Regions from separate parts of the Homo sapiens genome. Here region 2 is linked to region 1. A link is a loop called in an ENCODE intact Hi-C map of the cell type or tissue named here. Cell type or tissue: dorsolateral prefrontal cortex. All regions are shown on one strand. Links, peaks and the distances in the headings refer to the core of each region. The heading gives the core; the rest is flanking DNA.

Region 1 (10,349 bases), core at 2,350-6,349:
CTAGAGTCCAGTGGTGCAATCTCGGCCCACTGCAACCTCCATCTCCCAGGCTCAAGAGATCCTCTCACCTCAGCCTCTTGAGAAGCTGGGGCCACAGGTGTATGCCACCACTCCAGGCTATTTAGAGATGGGGTCTCAGCATGTTGGCCAGGCTGGTCTTGAACTCCTGAGCTCAAGCAGTCTGCTCACTTCGGCCTCCCAAAGTGCTGGGATTATAGGTCTGAGCCACTGTGTCAGGCCTAAAGATCGTTTTTCTAAATAAGATCGTATTCACAGGTTCTGGGGCTTAGGAAAGGGACATATCTTTTTGGGGACCACCATGCAACCCACCACATACATAGGCTTTGGAATCAGCGAGAGTCAGGCTGAAAACCTGTCTTAACTACTTACTTGTTGGTCTTGGGCAAGTTTAATAATCTCCCTGAACCTCCTTTCTTTGTGCTTAAAATAGGAGTAATGATATCTATTCATACAGTTGCTATGAGAATCAAATGAGAGATGGCTGCTTGGCATACAGTGCACACTCAGTGAATGGTATCGATGACAATGATGACAATGACAATGATGATGACAAATTGACTCAGAGAAGTGAAGAGATTTGCACAAGGTGGCACAGCTTTAAGTGGCAGAGCCAGAGTTGGAACTCAGATCTACCTCCCACCAAGGCCATCCTCTTCCCATATGACCTGTCTCCTTGCTATCTCTGTGGTAGTTGCAGCCTTGCTATGTTGGCTTGTTCCTCAACGGCATCTTATGCTGGTCTGACGTATCCCAGAGACTGTGGAGTGAACCACATCTTCCAGTGGAGTGAATAGTTGACTTTTGTCCCCAAACAGTGATATCAGGATCAGAACTTGGCCTCGAGTTGTTCCACGGGCAAGAGGGGACATCAGGCTCTGGCCTCCCCTTGGGTAGGAAGCTACTGGTCACAGCATCACTGTTAGGGGGTCACTGACCATTTGCCACGTGGCGGGCATGAGATGCGCTCTTTCCAAGTGCTATCCCACCAAGCCTGCCCCATCCCTGTGGGAGAGGGACAGCATCCCATGTGGGGTTTAACGCAAGGAAACGAGGCTTTCTCTGCATTCAGGGCAGCAGCCTCATCTTGGATTATACGGTGCCACTGGCCCACCGTGAAAGAACTGGTGTCTGCAAAATAACGGCAGGATTAATTCCTCCATCTCTGAATCCTTTCAAAACCCGATCCGCCCTTCCCCTAAAAAAGATCCAACTGACTTTGATCTTGAAAGCCCCTGCCATTCCGATTTCCTGTGCTATCTGCATGGCTTTAACCAGAGGGCATTGTTGCTAGTGCAGTTGCTACTTACAGTGTTGCTGGGCTTGTTCTGAACCCTGGGGAAGAGAGGACATGGGCTTGGGCTTCCATCTTTGGTGGGATAATGGCCTAATACATTCCGAGTCCCGGTGGAGGCTGCTGCTGATCCCTGGGGAGGGGTCTGGTCCTGGCTTCTCCAGGACTGTGCCTGAGGTGCCAAGGCAGAGACAGGCCTTGACTGGGGCCTGGCTGGATCCTGAGGAAGCTCATTAAGGAACAAATTTATTACCTAAAAAGAAAATTGGTGGAAGGGGTAAGAAGTGGAAAGGACAATAATGTTTCCCTTCTAGTGAAACATGGAACAGTCCTGGCAGCAGGAAATGGGAAAAAAGCAAAGCTGAATGAGTGGGCATCATAGCAGGAAGCGGGATGAGGAGGGAGGCAGAAAGGCTTCCTGCCAAGGTGACTTCCAGGTACAAAGCCCTCCAGCCACAGGAGGTGCAGAGCTGTGTCCTCTCCTCCAGGGGGTTCTCAGAGACACAAGGCTTAGGTGGAGGGAGCAGGAGCCCGCCCTATCTGTCAATCAGCAAACTTTCACCAGATGCCCTGTTTGTGGCCAGCACTGCGCTACCCCAGGAGACAGGAATTGTCAACCCCCAGGCCCCACCATCTAATATCCAGGGCCACTTTTCTTTGTCCATTCTCCTCTTCCTCACTTTCCATCCTGGCCAAGTCCAAACTCAGCCCAACTCAATGGCCAACCTGACAATGGTTCAAGAATGGGGACAGCTCCTTCTCCCTGGGCCTGCCCACATCTGAGACCATTCTTGAGCCCCTCTTTACTGAGATGGTATACTTGGCTGCAGCAGTCAACAAAGGGGGTTCAGGCAGGGCTCCCTCTCTGTGGCAGTTGCTTAATTGGCCCATCACACCAGGCTCTTCCATGGGCACAGGCCAGGATAGGGGTTCTCCTGCCATGGGGATCAGTGAGGATAAGGCATCTGTCTTAGTCTGTTTTTACTGCTTTAACAAAACACCTTAGGCTGAGTAATGTGTAAAGAACAGAAATTTATTTCTTATAGTTGTGGAGGCTGGGAAGTCCAAGATCAAGGCACCAACAGAGAGGTGAGGAAGCTCTCTGTTTTCAAGATGGTGCCTAGTTGCTGTGTCCTCACATGGAAGGAAGATGGTGGAAGAGACTCCCTTCAACCTCAAGTCCTTTTACAAGGGTGTTAATGCCATTCATGAAGGCACAGCCCTCATGATTTAATTACCTCCTAGAGGCCACAAACCTTAATACTGTTGCATCAGGGATTAAGTGCCAATATCAATTTTGGAGGAGAGACCATTACTCAAATCATAGCAGCATCGTTTGCCATTGGATACTCATTGTCCCCCTTATGATCTGAGAAACATTTTAGTCTTTGGAGAAAGGGGACCATTGTTAATGGTGCTCCAAGGCAGAAGACCTAAGATTCCTTGTAAAATGTTGATCTCAGAAGTTCATTTCACTCTTAAATCATTTCAAAAACTCCCATTCTTCCCAGGATAGCCTGGTCTTCTCAGTGTAGCTTACAAGCCCCAGCACAATCCACCCTTTGCCACTCCAACAGAACCCTGCCACTCCACGTGCTCCCTGTCCCCGCTGCAAGCTTGAATCAATTGCTGAATTCTGAGTAGGCCATGCTTGTTGGTTCTAATGCACCTTTGCACAAGCTGTTCCCATCCCCACAACACTCACATCCTTGTCTGTCTAAAAAACTTTTTTTCATCTTCAAACACTCAACTCAAACTTTAGCTCTTCAATAATGTAGTAGAGGATGCTCATGGATGGAGGCCTAGAATGGAGTGTCCCTTTGGAGCTTTGTATCTCGACTTCTGTAAAATTATTAGAGGTAATCAGGGAAATAAATAGGCCAGGCACGGTGGCTTACGCCTGTAATCCCAACACTTTGGGAGGCCGAGGTGGGTGGATCGCCTGAGGTCAGCAGTTCGAGACCAGCCTAGCCAACATGGTGAAACCCTGCCTCTACTAAAAATGCAAAAAAAAAAAAATTAGCTGGGCGTCATGGGGCATGCCTGTAGTCCCAGCTACTCCAGAGACTGAGGCAGGAGGACCGCTTGAACCTAGGAGGCGGAGGTTGCAGTGAGCCTAGATTACACCACTGCACTCCAGCCTGGGTGACAGAGTGAGACTTCGTCTCAAAAAAATAAAAATAAAGAAATACATAATAAATGAACCTAAGTGTGTTTAATTGTCCAAGTCCAAGGTAAGTGCTCCAAATGTACACATACTTAAAGTATAAGTGTATTAAACTGTTAAAGGGGTGGCATGCAGAGCACAGATGTTTGAGTCTCTCCATCCAAAAAACAAAAGAACAAAAAGTAACAATTATTAAGGCATTTAAATAAAGTACCCCATAAGCAGGTGCCTAGGCTGTCCACTGATTGACCCCCATATGGGGGTGAGGAGGAGAGACCCAAATGTTTCTGGGGTGCTGGGACCATTCTAAAATCCACTGACCAGGATGCTCTAGGAAAATGAGTGGCGTCCACAGTCCCCTGCTTGATGTTTGGCTTTACTGGGTGGGGTGAGGGCCTAGAAGCTGGTGGGAATGGGGGTGTTAACAGTGAAGGCCTTTCCTGAAGAAGGCAGAGGGTCTCTCTAGCTTCTTTCCCTCCAAACAGCACTCCCCACCCTCCCGCCCTGCCCTGCCCTGGTGTTCCTGCCAGGCCCGCAATGAGAGCTGCTCATTGGCCTCCTTCTCTGGCTCTGCACTGAGCCAAGAAGGATCGGTCAGGCTTGCAGCTGAAGGGGAAACAAAAGCTGTTTTCATGAAAGACGGTATTGATTCTGTTTTTAAAAAGGACGAAACCCCACTTCTGAAATGAGTCACTGTGGGAAGGATTTGAAATGTGACATTTTTCTTTTCATCTCTTCCTTTCCTTCTGAAATTTCAAAGTTGAGCCTGGTAATGGAAGTAGGTAAAGATTTAACCAAGTAAGCCTTTAGGACATTCCTTCCCGCTCCCCCGCCCTTTATTTATTAACTCTCAAGAACCATGTGGCACAAACAAAAGTGCTTGAGGTCTGAGTGCCAAAAGACCTGGATTGAGGTCCCAGGTTCACACGACCTGGAGGCTTTCTTCCTCCATGGGGCACCTGCAGTATCTCTGGGGGTGCCCAGCCCTTCTGGGGTCTCCAGCAAGCACCCTGATTCTGACCCATGCAGGGGACAGGCAGTGAGCAGGATGACAGGCTTGCCTGGCTGAGGAAGCCAGCCCATGGCACCTGCTCATGCCAGGAGGCACATCTAAGATGCCCCGCAGCTCCACAGACCACTTCAGCCAGCTGGGGATGCGGAGGAGAACAGAGTGGCCTCCTCCCCCGAGCTGTGTTTGTGGGGCTGTTTGATGTTTCCCTAAATAGGTATCAGATTGAACATTTTGAAAGATCCCACCTTATGTAAGTGTTACCCTCTAAAATAGAAACTCTACTTCATATTATTTTCAGCTTTCTATGAAATGAGCCTCAGATCCCTCCAAGAGCCCTTTGTCTAAGGAAGAGGGGGCTGGGGGTGGGAAGGCAGAGATCCAGGGAGATTGAGGTTGTTTGCCTGTTTTTAGAATCACAGACTCCCCAGGTTGGAAGGACCCACACAGTCATTTCCGACAGTCCTCTGGCTCCAGGAAGGACCATCCTTGAAACTGAGTAGGAGAAGGGCCTGCTCCCACTCTAATAAGTTAGAGTTAGGTTCCTGTGGCCTACGGGTGTATTGGCCTCTTTGTACACAACCAGCAGGATTCTCGCTGCTATGGGCTGAGGGTGCACAGACTCTGCTCTCACCATCTTCATCTGCACTGGGCTCGAGCTATCTAACCTCACCACTGCCACCTCTTCATCCCTCTGCAGGGATGTGCTGGCACTTCCCTCTGCCCTGCTCCCACACTGTAAACCCACAGTGCCAGGTAGATGGCAGGTGCTTAATCAATACTTGCTGGGCTGAATCAGTCCATGCACTGACTAGCCTGCCCAGTTTCAAAGCCTCTCCGTGGCACTTCCCAGTGTGCCCGCCACCTCTGAACCCCCCGTGCCTGGTTAGCACTTCTAACTGCTTCTAAGCTTTGTCCCACCATCAAGCTTCCAAGAGCTTTGCCATCAGCTGAGCAAAGAAGAAGCTCCAGAGCCGCCTAAAACCCAGTCAATTTCAAACAGGAAAGGCCTCCATCTGGTGCCACTCTTGGAAGACACGTGACTTCTTACCTTTCTTGCCTGGCTCCAGGCAGAGGATACTTGGGGACACCTTCACACACTACCTCTCCCGCCCAACCCTGCTCATGTCCACTCCCAACAGGTGGCTGGGTGTGTGCGCATCTGAGACACTCACCTGCTCTTTTCCTCTCTGACTGTCGGGTGACCCCTTAACCTTGCCATCACAGGGTGTCCAACCCGGGGGGATTCTGGCTGCTGTGCTCTCATGCTGCTGTTAGGATTCACTGCAGGGCATGTGAGTCACATGACCAGGGAGGGGAACAGCAGAAAGGAGTCTGCTATGGTTTGGCTGTGTCCCCACCCAAATCTCATCTTGAATTGTAGCTTCCATAGTCCCTACGTGTTGTGGAAGGCACCCGGTGAGAGAGAGCTGAAAACATGCAGTTTCCCCCGTACTGTTCTCATGGTAGTGAATAAGTCTCTCAAGATCTGATGGTTTTATAAGGAGTTTCCCCTTTCACTTGGCTCTCATTCTCTTCTCTTGTCTGCCGCCATGTAAGACATGCCTTTCGCCTTCTGCCATGATTGTGAGACCTCCCCAGCCACGTACACCTGTGAGTCCATTAAACCTCTTTTTGTTTATAAATTACCCAGTCTTGGGCTTTATCAGTAGTGTGAAAACTGACTAATACAGAGCCCTTACCTCACACTCAGTCAGGGCACGGCCCCAGCGCCTGCCTTCCCTGACTATGCGTCACTGCAGGGAAACATGCATTCCAGAGGGCTCAACAGGAAACCAGAGGGATGAAGTCAGAAGCGGGAGGGGCTTCCAATTTGACTCCCAGTCCTAGCCCCTGCCTGGCTGAGATACCCTGAAAAAAACAGCAGCACTCCCCTGCCTCAGTTTCTCTGTCTGCAACAGGGGAGCACAGAGAATTTTTCAGATGGCTGAAGTGTGGCTGACTCATGCTGTCTTCTGTCCCCAGACTGACCCCAATTGGGCCATCATCTATGCGGAGGTCTGTGTAATGAGTTTTTTTTCCTCCTAATAGGAATGCTCCCCCAACAGGACTATCTGTGCCCTTGAACTGCTCTTCTTGAGTCCTTTGTGGCAGTGCCATGTGATAGGTGTAGACCATCTTTCCCCCTGGAGCATGTGCTCTGTGAGGCCCCCAGTGTGTTCATGGCTCTGTTTACAGGACCTAGAAGAATGCCTCATGCACACTGGGTGCTCGATATATATTTGCTAATGGAATAGGTGGTGCTTCCTGATGGAGCAGTCACCGTCCTTGGGTTGGCTGGGGGCTGTCCTGATTACCCACCTCAAGCTTGACTATAGAGAAAACCAAACCAGCCCCAGGGAACTCAGACCTGAAGGGGCTTCCAGTGGTGGGGCCAGACGGCTACATGGAGAGCTAGAAAACAGGTGTCAGAGAGAAGTACCTCAGCAGGAGCACACAGCTCTCAGGAAACACGAAGCAAGGTGTCAGGGAGGAGGTGGAAAGGGACTGGATGCAGAGGAAGGGCAGGCTGTGTTCAGGCGACGCGTTTGTGGGTGGCATCCAGGTGCCAGGCTGCCTGTGTCCTGTGGCTGCCACAACAAACCACCACAAACTTGGTGGCTTGCAGCAACAGAAAGGTGCCGCCTCACAGTCAGAAGTCCAAAGGCAATGTGTCATCCAGGCCAGTCCTTTCTGGAGGGTCTGGGGGAGCACCCGCTTCATGTCCCTCTCCTTGCTTCTGGAGCTTTCTGGCAGCCCTTGGTGTCCTTGGCTTGAGGGCATCACCCCAGCCTCGGCCTCTGTTTTCACATGGCCTTCTCCCTGTGCATCTCTGGGTCCCTGTGTCTTTACATGGCTGTCTTATAGGTCATTCGTCATTAAATTTAGGGCCCACCCCAACTGGTACAACCTCATTTTAACTTGATTATATCTGCAAAAACTCTATTTGCAAATAAAGTCACTGTCACAGGTACCAGGGATTAGGATCCCAACAGGTCTTTTGAGGGGAACACAGTTCAAGCCACAACACAGTCACAGCAGGTAGAAGGGATGGTATGGGCAAAGGGTCCTGAGGCTGGCAATGTCCCCAGGCGTTGGAGAGCATGAAAAGTCTGCTGTGGCTGGGGCACAGGGAACTGGGAGACAACAATGAGGACGGACGGATAAATGGGGGAGATTATAGAGAACCTTGAGTTCTCAGCTAACGGGTCTGAACTTTTTCAGCAGGTAAGTGGGAGCCACAAAAAGGTTTTTTTTGTTGTTGTTTGTTTGTTTTGAGATGGAGTCTTGCTCTGTCACCCAGACTGGAGTGCAGTGGAGCGATCTCAGCTCACTGCAACCTCCACCTCCCGGGTTTAAGCAATTCTCCTGCCTTAGCCTCCTCAGTAGCTGGGATTACAGGCACCCGCCAATATGCCAGGCTAATTTTTGTATTTTTAGTAGAGACAGGGTTTCACCATGTTGGTCAGGCTGGTCTTGAACTCCTGACCTCAAGTGATCCACCCGCCTCGGTCTCCCAAAGTGCTGGGATTATAGGCGTGAGCCACTGTGCCCAGCCCACAAAAGGGTTTTGAGTGAGGGTTGGTGAGATGTGTGGAAGAAAGATCACTCCAAGGCAGGCAATGAGGAATGCAGAGTGGAGGGGGCCGCGTGACCCTGGGAGACCCACTGGGAAGCTGTCGAGGCAGCACAGATAGCAGGGTGGGAGTGGTGGGGAGGGAAGGAGGCCAAGTGCAGGAGAAACAGAAACCAACATAGTGTTGTTTGGGGAAACGGGGAGGAAATTGTGTGAAGAAAAAAAGACCCTCAATAGGATGGGATGATGCTTAATCTGATAAAACGGTGGCATTTACATTTCAGATCTTTCTTTTTTTTTTTTTTTTTTTTTTTTTGAGGTGGAGTCGCCCTCTGTCACCCAGGCTGGAGTGCAGTGGTGCAATCTCGGCTCACTGCAACCTCCACGTGCTGGGTTCAAGGGATTCTTGTGCCTCACCCTCCCGAGTAGCTGGGATTACAGGTGCGCACCACCACACCCAGCTAATTTTTGCACTTTTAGTAGAGACAGGGTCTCACCATGTTGGTCAGGCTGGTCTCAAACTCCTGCCCTCAGGTGATCCGCCCGCCTCAGCCTCCAAACGTGCTGGGATTACAGGCGTGAGCCACCGCGCCCAGCCACATTTCAGATCTTGATTCCATGTTTGTTCAGCTCTGAGGCTTATGCCTTTGGGAAGGTCCAGGCAGAGCATGCAGCCCAGGTCACCCTCGGGACATGATGGCTTTCAGCGTGGCTCCTGGTGGCTGTGGTAGAAGAACGGGAGCCCTGAGGGGATAGAGCTGCAAATCTCTAATGGCAGCTCCCGCCATGGCGGAGTTGGGGTGGTGAGGGGGGCCGTAGGGCCCAGAAGCCCCACTTTGGGGTAGCAGTCTCTGGGTTGAGTAGTCAAGGCCTGATGATCCAGGGGACCCTGTCAGCTTTGGGGGCTCAGTGAGAGGCCGGCTCTGACCACTCGGGGTGGAGGGGAGAGGCCATTCCTGGGTAGACAGCTTGCTCCTGGTAAGTGAGCCACACAGGACATAGCCATGCATCCGCCATGCCTGTGGTGGCTGCCAGCTGAGCCTCACACACATGCCCCAGAGGCAGGGGCTGGAAACTGGGGGCATCCTGTCCACTCCCAGCCACCCTGGTTCTTCTTCCCCATGTGCTCCTCTCCTCTCCCATGCAACTGAACGGTCCTCACGGTTGCACCTTCATGCTGGCCTTTCTCTCTAGGTAAGGGGGAAATTACACCAGCTGAACGTAATTCCCTGCACAGCAAGTTGGGCCTATTGACTCATTGTTCTTAAAAAGGCAGAACAGACTGTGGACATGGGGCCTGAGAGAAAGTGAGAGGCAGAAAGACACAGCAATGGGGAGGGCGGTTCACCGGCCCTCCCTCCTGCATCCACAGGCGGTGGGCTAAGGGGCTCTTGCCCGATTTAGAATTGTGCGCCCCAGCCCTGTAGACTCTCCCCTGTGCCCCGTAACTCTACCCACTTACTCATTCATGAAATAACCTAACCTAAAGCACCTACGATGTGCCAGGCCCTGTTCCAGGGACTAGGGACACAGCAGTGAACAAGACAGGCAGGTGTCCCCTGTGCAACTGTCACTCGGTGGGAGTTGTCAGAGCCAAGTCTACAGAGAAATGAATACCGTCAGACAGATCAGGCAGCAGGCAGCAGTGTGAGGAAAACTAAGCAGGGTGACACGGTAGAGAGGGACTGGGGGGCAGGTTTGGAGGGTGCTTCCGACCTGGGTAATCAAAGCAGACCCCTCTTAAGAGATGACCTTTGAGAGGTAGCCTAAATGAGACGTAGGCCCCCACTGCATACAGATCTGGGGCACAGAGAATAGCAAGTGCAAAGACCCCAAGACACTAAGAAGCTTGGCAGGACTGAGGAGCAGAAGGGAACCGGGGAGAACAGGAGGAGATAAGGTCAGAGGTGAGAGGTCAGAAAGGGAGCGGGGTAGGCCTACTAGCCATGAAAAGATTTTGCATTTTGTTTTAAAAGCAATGAGAAGCCACTGGCAGGTTTTATTCAGGAGGATTGTTCAATGGGAATTAATCTTTTTAATAAGCTAACTCTGGAGGCTGAACGGAACATGAACATGGAGGGGAGTTGAGGGGGGTTGTATGGGGGTGCAGAATCAAAACAGAGAGGCCCTTTAGGAGGCTGGTGGAGGCTGGTGAGTGGGGTGAACAGTGACAGGACTTCAGCGTGGGATGGTTGAATTGATGTGGTGAGAAGTGACCAGGTCTGGAGCGTATTTAGGAGGTAAGGTTAACAGAACTTGCTGATGGATTAGATTTGGGGAATGA
Region 2 (10,349 bases), core at 4,175-8,174, 140 kb after region 1:
TGTCCTGGTTTATAGATGGCTCATACTTACAGACTTGTATTGGTCTCTACCAAAAAAAAAATTTAAAAAATTATACCAGTGTGATGACGCATGCCTGTAGTCCTAGTTACTCAGCAGGCTAAGGTGGGAGAATCGAGGATAGCTTGAGCCCAGGAGGTCGAGGCTGCAATGAGCCACAATCACACCATTGCCCTCCAGCTTAGGTGATGGGGTGAGACCCTGTTTAAAAAAGAGAAAAAAAAGACATCTCTGTTGCCCAATTCCACAGCAATATGGGAGGAATAACAGTTGGATGGATGCTTTGTACATCATAAGCAACTGCACATCAGGAACCCAGGAAATCTTTGCAACGGTTTTATCACCCCAGCTATCAGGAAACAAAGGTTACAGTGCACTCAACCTGTAATTAAAGTTGCATGAACCCTACCCTAAAGAAGACAGGTGGGGCAGGCCACATAAGCACTTTTTAGCAGCTCCATTAACATTTCCTTACCAGTACTGTTTCATAAAAACGACCATCTTTTCTGTAGCTCAGTGGCAGAAGTCATGCACAGTAGTTGGCCCAAACCAGAATTTTTTCTTTCTTTTACTTGTTAAATTTAAACATTTTAATGTTAAAAAAAAGAGAGAGAGAGATGGGGGTCTCGCTATGTTGCCCAGGCTGGTCTCAAACTCCTGAGCTCAAGCAGTCCTCCCACCTAAGCCTCCCAAAGTGCTAGGATTACAGGCGTGAGCCACCATGCCTGGACCAAAATTATTTCCAGTCATCAAACCAGTAGCCATTATTTTTCCAATTTTGTTTTTTGACCTCTGGTGCCCAATTCTGTGCATCTTTAGTAATTGTTCTAAGATCATCTTTTGGAAACTTTTCTAACTAGGCCATGAGATTTGATCAGAAGGATCTCTAAGAGGAACACTCTTTGTAGCATTATCAGCAAAGTGGTATTCCTCTAACCTCCATGAAGTCTAGTTTCAAATGTCCTGGAATCTTAATAATGGCCAGAGCAGCAGGTAGCTGCTTTGCATCTAATAAGTCTTTTACACGAGGTTCATTATTTATTTTGTCTCTATTAGAAGAAAGGAGGCCCTGAGCCTACACTGGCTCAGGAGGCTTTTCTGATTCAAAAATTTAAAAATTATTCTCACTCCCGTATGTTGGCCCTCTGTTAAAATAGAAACAGGGGCCAGGCATGGTGGCTCATGCTTGTAATCCCAGCACTTTGGGAGGCCGAGGCGAGCAGATTACATGAGGCCAGGAGTCTGAGACCAGCCTGGCCAACATCTCTACCAAAAATACAAAAATTAGCTGTGCCTAGTGGTGCACGCCTGTAATCCCAGCAACTTGGGTGGGTGAGGCACGAGAATCGCTTGAACCCAGGAGGCGGAGGTTGCAGTGAGCCGAGGTCACACCATTGTACTCCAGCCTGGATGACAGAGCGAGACCCTGTTTCAAACAAAACAAAACAAAACAAAAATACAAATGGGAATTGATTTATGTCCCACTCCTTAATACATGTAAACTTTGTGCAAAAATATCTTCTATGAAAAGATTTGTAATCTGTAGACTTAATATCTGGGAGATGTCCTTAGATGTAAAATCCCATCGTTTGGGTTGTGGGTTTTTTGTTTTCTCCAAATAAATCTGATCTTTAAAGTTAAAAAAAAAAAGCTTTTTAATTAAATTTTTTAAAAATGTTTAAAGAAAATGAGAAAATAAAATTAAAACAAGAAAACATCTCTGCTTCCACAATCTTTCAAAATCATGAGCAAGTTTGAATGCATATCTACTATCTGTATAAATGTTAGCGGTTTTTCTCTTGGCAAGGAAGCAGGCTCAAATGAGGGCAAATAGCTCTGTCTGCTGGACTGAAGTAGCTAAAGCAAAGAGGCTGCTTCCAGTCTCCAAGGAAGTGGTAATAACATAACCTGCTTATTGTTTACCAGTATCATCCTGTATGAGCCATCTATAAACCAGGACAGCTGTAAAATGTGGCTGATGATTCTCCCACAAAAGTATTCATGAGAATAATATGAAAATGCTTATGTCCCATTCTCCTACGGAGATGGATGAAGTTATGTTGACGTCGAAAACTCACGCTTCCTGCTCTTACTCACCTTGATCATACGTGACCTCCAGTCCCCTGCAAAGTCTTCTGAAGTGTTTCAGGGACTTCTCAGGAAATGTCTTACCTGTGCTGAAAGCCAGCCTGCCAGCCTCATTCTATGTATGGCATCTCCTCTGCTCTTTCTCCTGCCCCAATTCTCCCCATCTGTGCCCAATGCCAAGAGTCAGTAGCTTTTTCTGAAAATACCAGGTAGTCAATATTTTACTCTTTGCTGTGCACACAGTCCCTGTCACAGTGACTCAACTCTGTGAGAAAGCAGCCATCGACGATATGTCAACAAATGAGTGTGGCAAGTTTCTCAATAAAACTTTATTTATGAACAATGAGATTTCCATTTTAATTTCATATAATTTTTGTATGTCATAAAATATTATTCTTTTTTTGCTTTTTTTCCCCCAATCTTTTTGAAATGTAAAAAACGTTCTTAGCTCACAGGCCATAAAACAAAGACAGGGAGCAGGCCAGGTTTTCCCACTGGCTGCAGTTTGCCAACCACTGCCCTATACCCATGACACTGCAGCGGAGGCCCCTCACTCCTATGAAAACGCCAATGTATCCAAGGATGCTGCCTGCAGTGTTTCCAAAGCTTCCAGTCCTCAAAGTGCTGGGAGGTGCTGGGATCCATGCAGAAATGAAGGAAGTTTCCTTTTCCCAGCTTTGCAAAATACTTTGTCACCTCAACCTAGAAGCTTCAGTTGCCCATATGCCCAGAGATAATCAAAGTGCAACCATATAATGAGGTCATACCCAAAGCTGACTGAGTCCTCCTCTTATAACCTCACCCAGGGGTGGATCCAGGTTTTGTGGCGCTTGAAGCATGTAAAATTTGGAGGTCCTTTTTTAGGCTGGGCATGGTGGCTCACGCTTGTAATCCCAGCACTTTGGGAGGCAGAGGTGGGCGGATCACGAGGTCAGGAATTCAAAACCAGCCTGGCCAATATGGCGAAACCTGGTCTCCACTACAAATACAAAAATTAGCCGGGCATGGTGGCGCGTACCTGTAGTCCCAGCTACTCAGGAGGATGAGGCAGAAGAATCACTTGAATCCGGGGGGCGGAGGTTGCAGTGAGCTGAGATCGTGCCACTGCACTCCAGTCTGGGCGACAGAGCAAGCCCACATCTCAAAAAAAAAAAAAATTTGGAGGCCCTCTTTTAATACAAGATGGGTGTGATGGTGGCATCAGTGAAAATGGTGGAATAAGAAACTCCAAAAGCCTGTGCCTCCCTAAAATCAATGAAAAATACTGTAAGAATTAACTTTCTCAGGATTCTTTTTTTTTTTTTTTCTTTATAGAGACAGGCTGTCACTATGTTGCCCAAGCTAGTCTCAAACTCCTGGCGGCAAGTGACTCTTCCACCTCAGCTTTCCAAAGTGCTGGGATTACAGATGTGGGCCACCACACTCAGCCAACTTTTTCAGAATTCTGGAAACTAATCAAAAGCTTATAGTAATCAGGAGAGTGTCTAAGCTAGTAAAACAGTTGCATCCTGGTAAGAGCAGGGGGTCTCTGTGACATTTTAACTGACTCTGGTCTCATCCTCCTCTCCCCAGCTCAGCAGTAGCCTTGAAAATAACAGCCTGTATTCCCAGTATTACAAACTGTCCCAGAGGGAGCAGAATGGGAACACAAAGAATTGTAATTATTGGTTCTGTCCCTGGAAGACCAGCTCAAAAGGCCTGCCCTTAGCTCATCTAACTTGGAACTCAGCCAAGCTAACACAGCAGGCAGCAATTGCTAACAGTCAAGGCATACAATAGACTAACTAATGCACTTGGATGGAAAGCCTAGGGGAATGAGTTCCTTCGGGCAATAAGGACTTTGAAAACTTCTCATAGATTCCTGGAAATCTAGAAGGCCACACACCTAAAGTGGTACGCATGCTCAGAAAAGACCTGATAAGGCTCTAAAATTCCATGTCAGGGTGACCTTCCCCTCAGGCTCTGTTCAAGCAGGTGAGGGCTAAGGCACAATTGCAAACCACCTGGCTGAATGTTGAAGATCTGTCCCAACACCTACAAAAAGCCCATCTGCAAAGACTGGGAGATATTTTGGTATCAGGTGTTCAAGGAAAGCTCTTTCTAATCATTAGCTGACTACTATAAGTCATGGATAATGGAATATAATTGAGAGTATCGAGAAATAAACTCATATATTTATGATCTACTGATTTTCAAGAAGGGTATCAAGATAATTCAATGGAGAATTGTCTTTACAACAAATGATGTTGGGAGACTGGATAGCTACGTGAAAATAAATGAATTTGGACTCTAACAGCTTAGTCCCTGGGCTGCTGGGGGAGGGAGAGGGTAGAAGGGAGGCGTGGCTGCTGGGGCCCCCTCTAGACAAGCACTCTGGTCCCCAACCTGCTGTTCCAGGGGTTCCTTCCAAGCACACTCTTTCCCCAACAAGATCATTCCATTTTTGTCCCCGTCATTTGGGAAAATGTAGTTTCTCCTAGCTTAACCATGCCTTCAGCAACACAGAGCCATGCATGCTTCTCAGATGTAGCTCCTTGGATCTCTGGTCACAATGGGCCTTTTAGGAAGCACTGGGGCCTCACACACCCTGGCAAGAAGCCCAGGGAGAGGGTCCTGCATGAGGTGGAGTGGAGCAGCCCAGGGCCTTTGATACCCTGGACAATATTGGTGTCAAGAAATTCTTTCTGTATGAACAGACGCTTCTCAGAAAAAGACATTTATGCAGCCAATAAACATGAAAAAAAAGCTCAACATCACTGATCATTAAAGAAATGCAAATCAAAACCACAATGAGATACTATCTCACACCAGTCAGAATGGCAATTATTAAAGTCAAGAAACAGGCTGCGCACGATGGCTCATGCCTGTAATCCCAGCCCTTTGGGAGGCCGAGGGGGACAGATCACTAAGGTCAGAAGTTTGAGACCAGCCTGGCCAACATGGTGAAACCCCGTCTCTACTAAAACTTACAAAAATTAGCTGGACGAGGTGGCACACGCCTGTACTCCCAGCTACTTGGGAGGCTGAGGTGGAAGGATCGCTTGAACCCGGGAGGTGGAGGTTGCAGTGAGCTGAGATCGCGCCACTGCACTCCAGCCTTGGCAACACAGTAAGATTCTGTCTAAAAATAAAAAAAAAAAAAAGTCAAGAAACAACAGATGCTGGCGAGGATGTGGAGAAATAGGAATGCTTTTACACTGTTGGTGGGAATGCAAATTTGTTGAACCATTGTGGAAGACAGTGTGGCGATTCCTCAAGAATCTAGAACCAGAAATACCATTTGACCCAGCAATCCCATTACTGGATATATACTCAAAGGAATATAAATCATTCTATTATAAAATGCATGCACACGTATGTTTATTGCAGCACTATTCACAATAGCAAAGACACGGAATCAACCCAAATGCCCATCAATGGTAGACTGGATAAAGAAAATGTGGCACATATACACCATGGAATACTATGCAGCCATATAAAGAAATGAGATTATGTCCCTGAGAGAGACATGGATGGAACTGGAAGCCATTATCTTCAGCAAACCAGCACAGGAACAGAAAACCAAACACTGCATGTTCTAACTTATAAGTGGGAGCTGAACAATGAGAACACATGGACACAGGGAGGGGAGCAAAACACACTAGGGCCTATTGTGGGGTGGGCAGGGGGAGGGAGAGCATCCGGATAAATAGCTAATGCGTGCGTGGCTTAATACCTCGGTGATGGGTTGATAGGTGCAGCAAACCACCATGGCACACGTTTACCTATGTAACAAAACTGCACATCCTGCACATGTACCTGGAACTTAAAATTTTAAAAAAAGAAAAAAGAAATCCTTTTAAGAACACTCTGGGACACAAATGATGGGAACAAGACCAAGTCCTGATTTCTGAAAGCTCCGTGGCCCTACAGCCCCAGGAGCAAGAAGGAGAAAGTGATTGTCAACTCAGAGACCTCGAGTAGGTGCCAGGCCTCTCCCATCTGTCAAGGCAGGAACAGCTGGCCACAGCCTCCAAGCTTCAGCAAAGCCAGGCAAAGAAGCAGCCGTTCCTGCCCTATCTACTGAACCCAGTATTTCCCACCCACGAGAGCCCTATAAGGACAGGACAGAGTCCTGGGAGAGGAGCTGCCTCACGGCCCAAGAGCAATCTTGGCACCGCTCCCTACGGGAGCACCAGGCCCAGGCAAAGGCTGGGAGGGTGGACGCCCAGGCCTGGACTGGGGGCTGCCGCCCTCTAGTGGGCCCAGAGGGACAGAGGGAGAGAGAAGAACTGGACAGAGAGAAAGAGGAGAAAGAGGAGAAAGACAGAGAGAGAGAGAGAGAGAGGGCGTCAAGGCAAAGGGGAAACAGAAGGACATGGACAGGCGAGAAGTAGGGAGAAGCAGTCTCATTCCCGGGCAATTCAGCTTCCCACTGGGCAGTGCATATTTCACCTGATTTGTACATTGGTCCCTGAGAGCTCTGTGAGGGCGAGTGTGGCCAGGGCTCTCATTCATCACCAATAGCTCTGACGGAGTTGGGAATTCCTGAGCCACTGTTCTTTGCTGATCTTATCCGGCTGCCTCCTCCTGTGAGATTGCACCGAGGACCCGCTGCCAGATGGGTCAACTTAGGTGTCATCTCCTTCTGACTCCAACTGTCCCATCCATTCCTCTGATTTCCACCCAATCCTTATATTTTTGCTAAATCTGTAGTTCTATTCTTGACCTCCCTCCAGAGCTTCAGACCTGTACACCAAGTTATCCACTGAACACCCCTCGTGCACGCCCCTGAAACACCTCACACTCACTATGTGCAAAATGGAGCTCATCGCCTTCCCCAAACCCACTCCTCTTTGTGGCGTCTCTAATCTTCAGCAACCCTACCATGTTTACTTAACATGGTAAACACTGCGAGGGGCCACCAAGGCTCCCCTCAGGAATGAGGGGTTTATTCTCCCAACTGCTAGAAGCACTGCCGGCAGAAAACCAGGGGTTTCCTCAACTGCAGAGAGCCCCTCACCCAAGCTCATTCCTTTCCCAGAAAGGTCCACATCCTGTGACCCATCAATGTGAGAACACAAAGACCCAGACCCGTTGCCCCGGCTGGCACAACTCTGCAGGGTGGTCCCAGTTTTGCAGCTCCCGGGAGGGTCAGAGGGCTCTCTGTTGAAGCTGTACTGCAGCTCACTTTCTCCATCTGCCCAATCCTGCTTCCTCCCCTTCCCTTCCGTAGGCATTGAGCCCAAAAGAACAGCCGAATCAACCTTTGGATGTCTGTCTGAGACTTTTTTCCCAGGAGTGCATTCTGCATGGCGCCAATCAGAATCCCAAAAGAAAAAATCCCAAACACCATAATCGCAAATGGTGAAATCCTGAAAGATCTAAAATCCCTACCATCTAAAATCCTAAATATCACAACCCCAAAAGACTAAAATCCTGAAAGCTGAATTCTGAGAAAGGAATTCGAACATTTTCAGTTGTAGGCAGGACAGTTGTATCATGTCAGTTGCACCACATTAAGCAGAACTATTACTTCATTATTGTTTTTATTTGCATTTGGTGGAAAATTCAGATGAGTGGATTGGCCACTTATCTGAACGACAACAAAAATTACAGTTTAAAAATGCGTCATTTTCTGCATTGGTGAATATTCCATCTGGCTGATGAAATTCCAGGAGCTTTTAATAAATATAAAGCTTCATTTGCCTGAAGAAGCCAGCAAAGTTATTGACTGGTTTGAAAATAATTATGTTCATGGTAGAATAAGAAGACATGGTGTTGCTGTCCTATCGCCAGTATTGCTTCCACCAAATTCATGATCTGTATATGAGGGCATGTGAAATGGATTTCTGAGTCCCCAAAACAACATAGAAACATGGCACAGCAGATGGGAAAATGTAGGCCGGTTGCGGTGGCTCACACTTTTGGGTACTTTGGGAGGCCAAGATGGGTGGATCACCTGAGGTCAGGTGTTTGAGACCAGCCTGGCCAACATGGTGAAACGCCTTCTTTACTAAAAATACAAAAATTAGTCAGGTGTGGTGGCACATGCCTGTAATCCCAGCTACTCGGGAGGCTGAGGCATGAGAATCACTTGAACCTCAGAGGGGGAACTTGCAGTGAGCTGAGATCACGCCACTGCACTCCAGCTTGGGCGACAGAGAAAACTCCGTCTCAAAAAAAAAAAAAAAAAAAAAAGATGGGAAAATGTAACAGGGAATACTGAATCATGGAAGAATTTCTTTTCTTTCTTTCTTTTTTTTTTCTGAGACGAAGTCTGGCTTTATCACTCAGGCTGGAGTGGAGTGGCCTGATATCTTGGCTCACCGCTACCTCTGCCTCCCAGGCTCAAGCCAGCCTCCCACCTAAGCCTCCCACGTAGCTGGGACTACAAGCACGCACCACTATGCCCACCTAACTTTTTGTTGGTGATGGTGGTGGTAGAGATGGGGTTTCACCATATTTGGGACGTCTCAGCCTCCCAAAGTGCTGGGATTACAGGTGTGAGCCACTGTGCCTGGCCAAGAATTTCAAAAAGAGCAACACCACATTGAAAATGAATGTGAACATATTTGCTAAGAAGAGCCATGCCCTAAAAGAAAAAAAGCAACTATTCATCTCAATGCAGGACTTCAAAATGTAATAATGATCATCAAAGTTGGTTAGCTCTTACGGTCTACCTATGTGCAATTACCCACAATCTATCCCTGTAATACACTTTTTCATATGTCAATTTTTCTGTTTTTATTTTTTTAGTTTTTCCCACTATTTTAAATTGTCAGCATTACTTTCAACAACTCACTATGCTATGGATTTCTTTTTTTTTTTAAGAGATGGGTCTCTCTATGTTGCCCAGGCTGAAGTGCATTGACTACGCACAGGCATGATCATAGCACAGTACAACCTCAAACTCTTGGGCTTAAGCAATTCTGCCTCAGCCTACCGAGTTGCTGGGACTATGGGTGTGTGCCACCATGCTCAGCTATGCAATGGATGTCATCGTCGCATCATTTCCAATAGGGGAGGTATAAATTTTATAAAGACTTTTATATTTTACCCAAATTTGCTTCCACAAAATTACATTACCTCAATGTTGCCTTTGTGTGTAAGCAATGCGCATGTATGTAAAAACGTTGAAACTTCCTCAGTAAATGAAGAGATGTCCGTTTTTGTTCACTGGCATTTGTGAAAGATAAAATTTTTTGAGCACACAGGGGTAACTCACTGCGGTTTTTTATCTTTGGTTGATCTCATCAAAAGACTTAGGTTGTCCATCACAGTATTTCAGATGACCACAGTTATAGAGCTGGGTGCATTGGACAGGAGAGTGTTTTGTATTTAAGTATTTTGAAAAATTAAATAAAGCTGGGTACACACAATTACCAACCATAGTGACATGTGTTTATATATTTCCCTTTTGGACCTATTTGTTTATGAATATGTTTCCTCTGCTCTTGACTGTTATACTCCTATGACTGTCTTTATTCTACCTGAGTCTTTATGGTTGCAAAATGATGTATGCTATTGCCTCTCATATTGTGTCAAGTCGCCTATGAAGTGTTATTGTGTTTTTATATGTTTCTCAAATAAATCCCCTTTTAAAATGTAAGTAAATGTCTTTAAAATAATTTCCAAAATTATTTTTTCCAGAATTATATTTTTGGGATTGTGATCTCTTGGGATTTCAACATTTGGGATTAAGGTGTGTGGGGCTCTGTTTTTCAGAATTATTATCCAAACTCCTATCCACAACACCTGATCGTGGGGCTTAAACGCTTAAAGTCCTCACCGACAGCTCCTCACCCACAACCAGGAAGGCTGGGCAATGCACCCTCCCTGCTTGTCTCAGACCCCTCACGTCCCTCATACCTATTGCCACTGCCCCAGGTCACCTAGAAAGCTACTCTCCTCCCTCCTTTTCTTAGCACAATGAGCCAGATTCATCTTCCAAAGCACCGCTGTCCTCTCCAAGCTGCAGTCTCTCGCTCTCTTGCCCTTAGAGTAAGTCCGAATGCCTCACCCGGGCCTCCATGATCCAGCCAAGCTGCCCTTGCAGCCTTTCCTCCCCGCACCCCACCGGCATCCCCTGGGCTGCCCAATCAGCCTCCACCAGATTCCCAGGCAGGGGAGCCACGGGGGAATGTCCAGTGTTGGAGCTGGAAGCCAGGGACGCTGACTTTAGAACTGGCTGGTTGCTGTGGAACCGTATGGAGTCTTCCCTGGGTTTGTCTCCCTGTTTGTGGCTTGCACTCCAGAGGCCC

Evidence for each region. Peaks named below come from ENCODE experiments on the same cell type or tissue, not always from the same donor. Only the 100,000 strongest peaks of a DNase experiment are listed, where the experiment ranks them.
Region 2: it touches region 1 in a loop (2.1-fold over the local background); 1 of 110 quality-filtered maps calls a loop at or near these places.

The regions. Positions count from the first base shown.
Region 1 is chr2:20,510,951-20,521,299 of GRCh38, reverse strand. No RefSeq gene overlaps it. Among named protein-coding and RNA genes, the nearest start is that of RHOB, 69 kb to the right of the region's middle. RefSeq lists silencers at 3,818-3,917, 3,928-3,977, 4,008-4,057. In dorsolateral prefrontal cortex, for the core only: no CTCF peak of the experiment used is centred there; DNase peaks (open chromatin) are centred at 4,039 and 4,593; H3K4me3 peaks cover 691 bases; H3K27ac peaks cover 2,493 bases.
Region 2 is chr2:20,375,197-20,385,545 of GRCh38, reverse strand. No RefSeq gene overlaps it. Among named protein-coding and RNA genes, the nearest start is that of PUM2, 30 kb to the right of the region's middle. RefSeq lists an enhancer at 3,430-4,261. In dorsolateral prefrontal cortex, for the core only: CTCF peaks have their summits at 6,120 and 6,321 (motif pointing left); a DNase peak (open chromatin) is centred at 6,295; H3K27ac peaks cover 1,163 bases.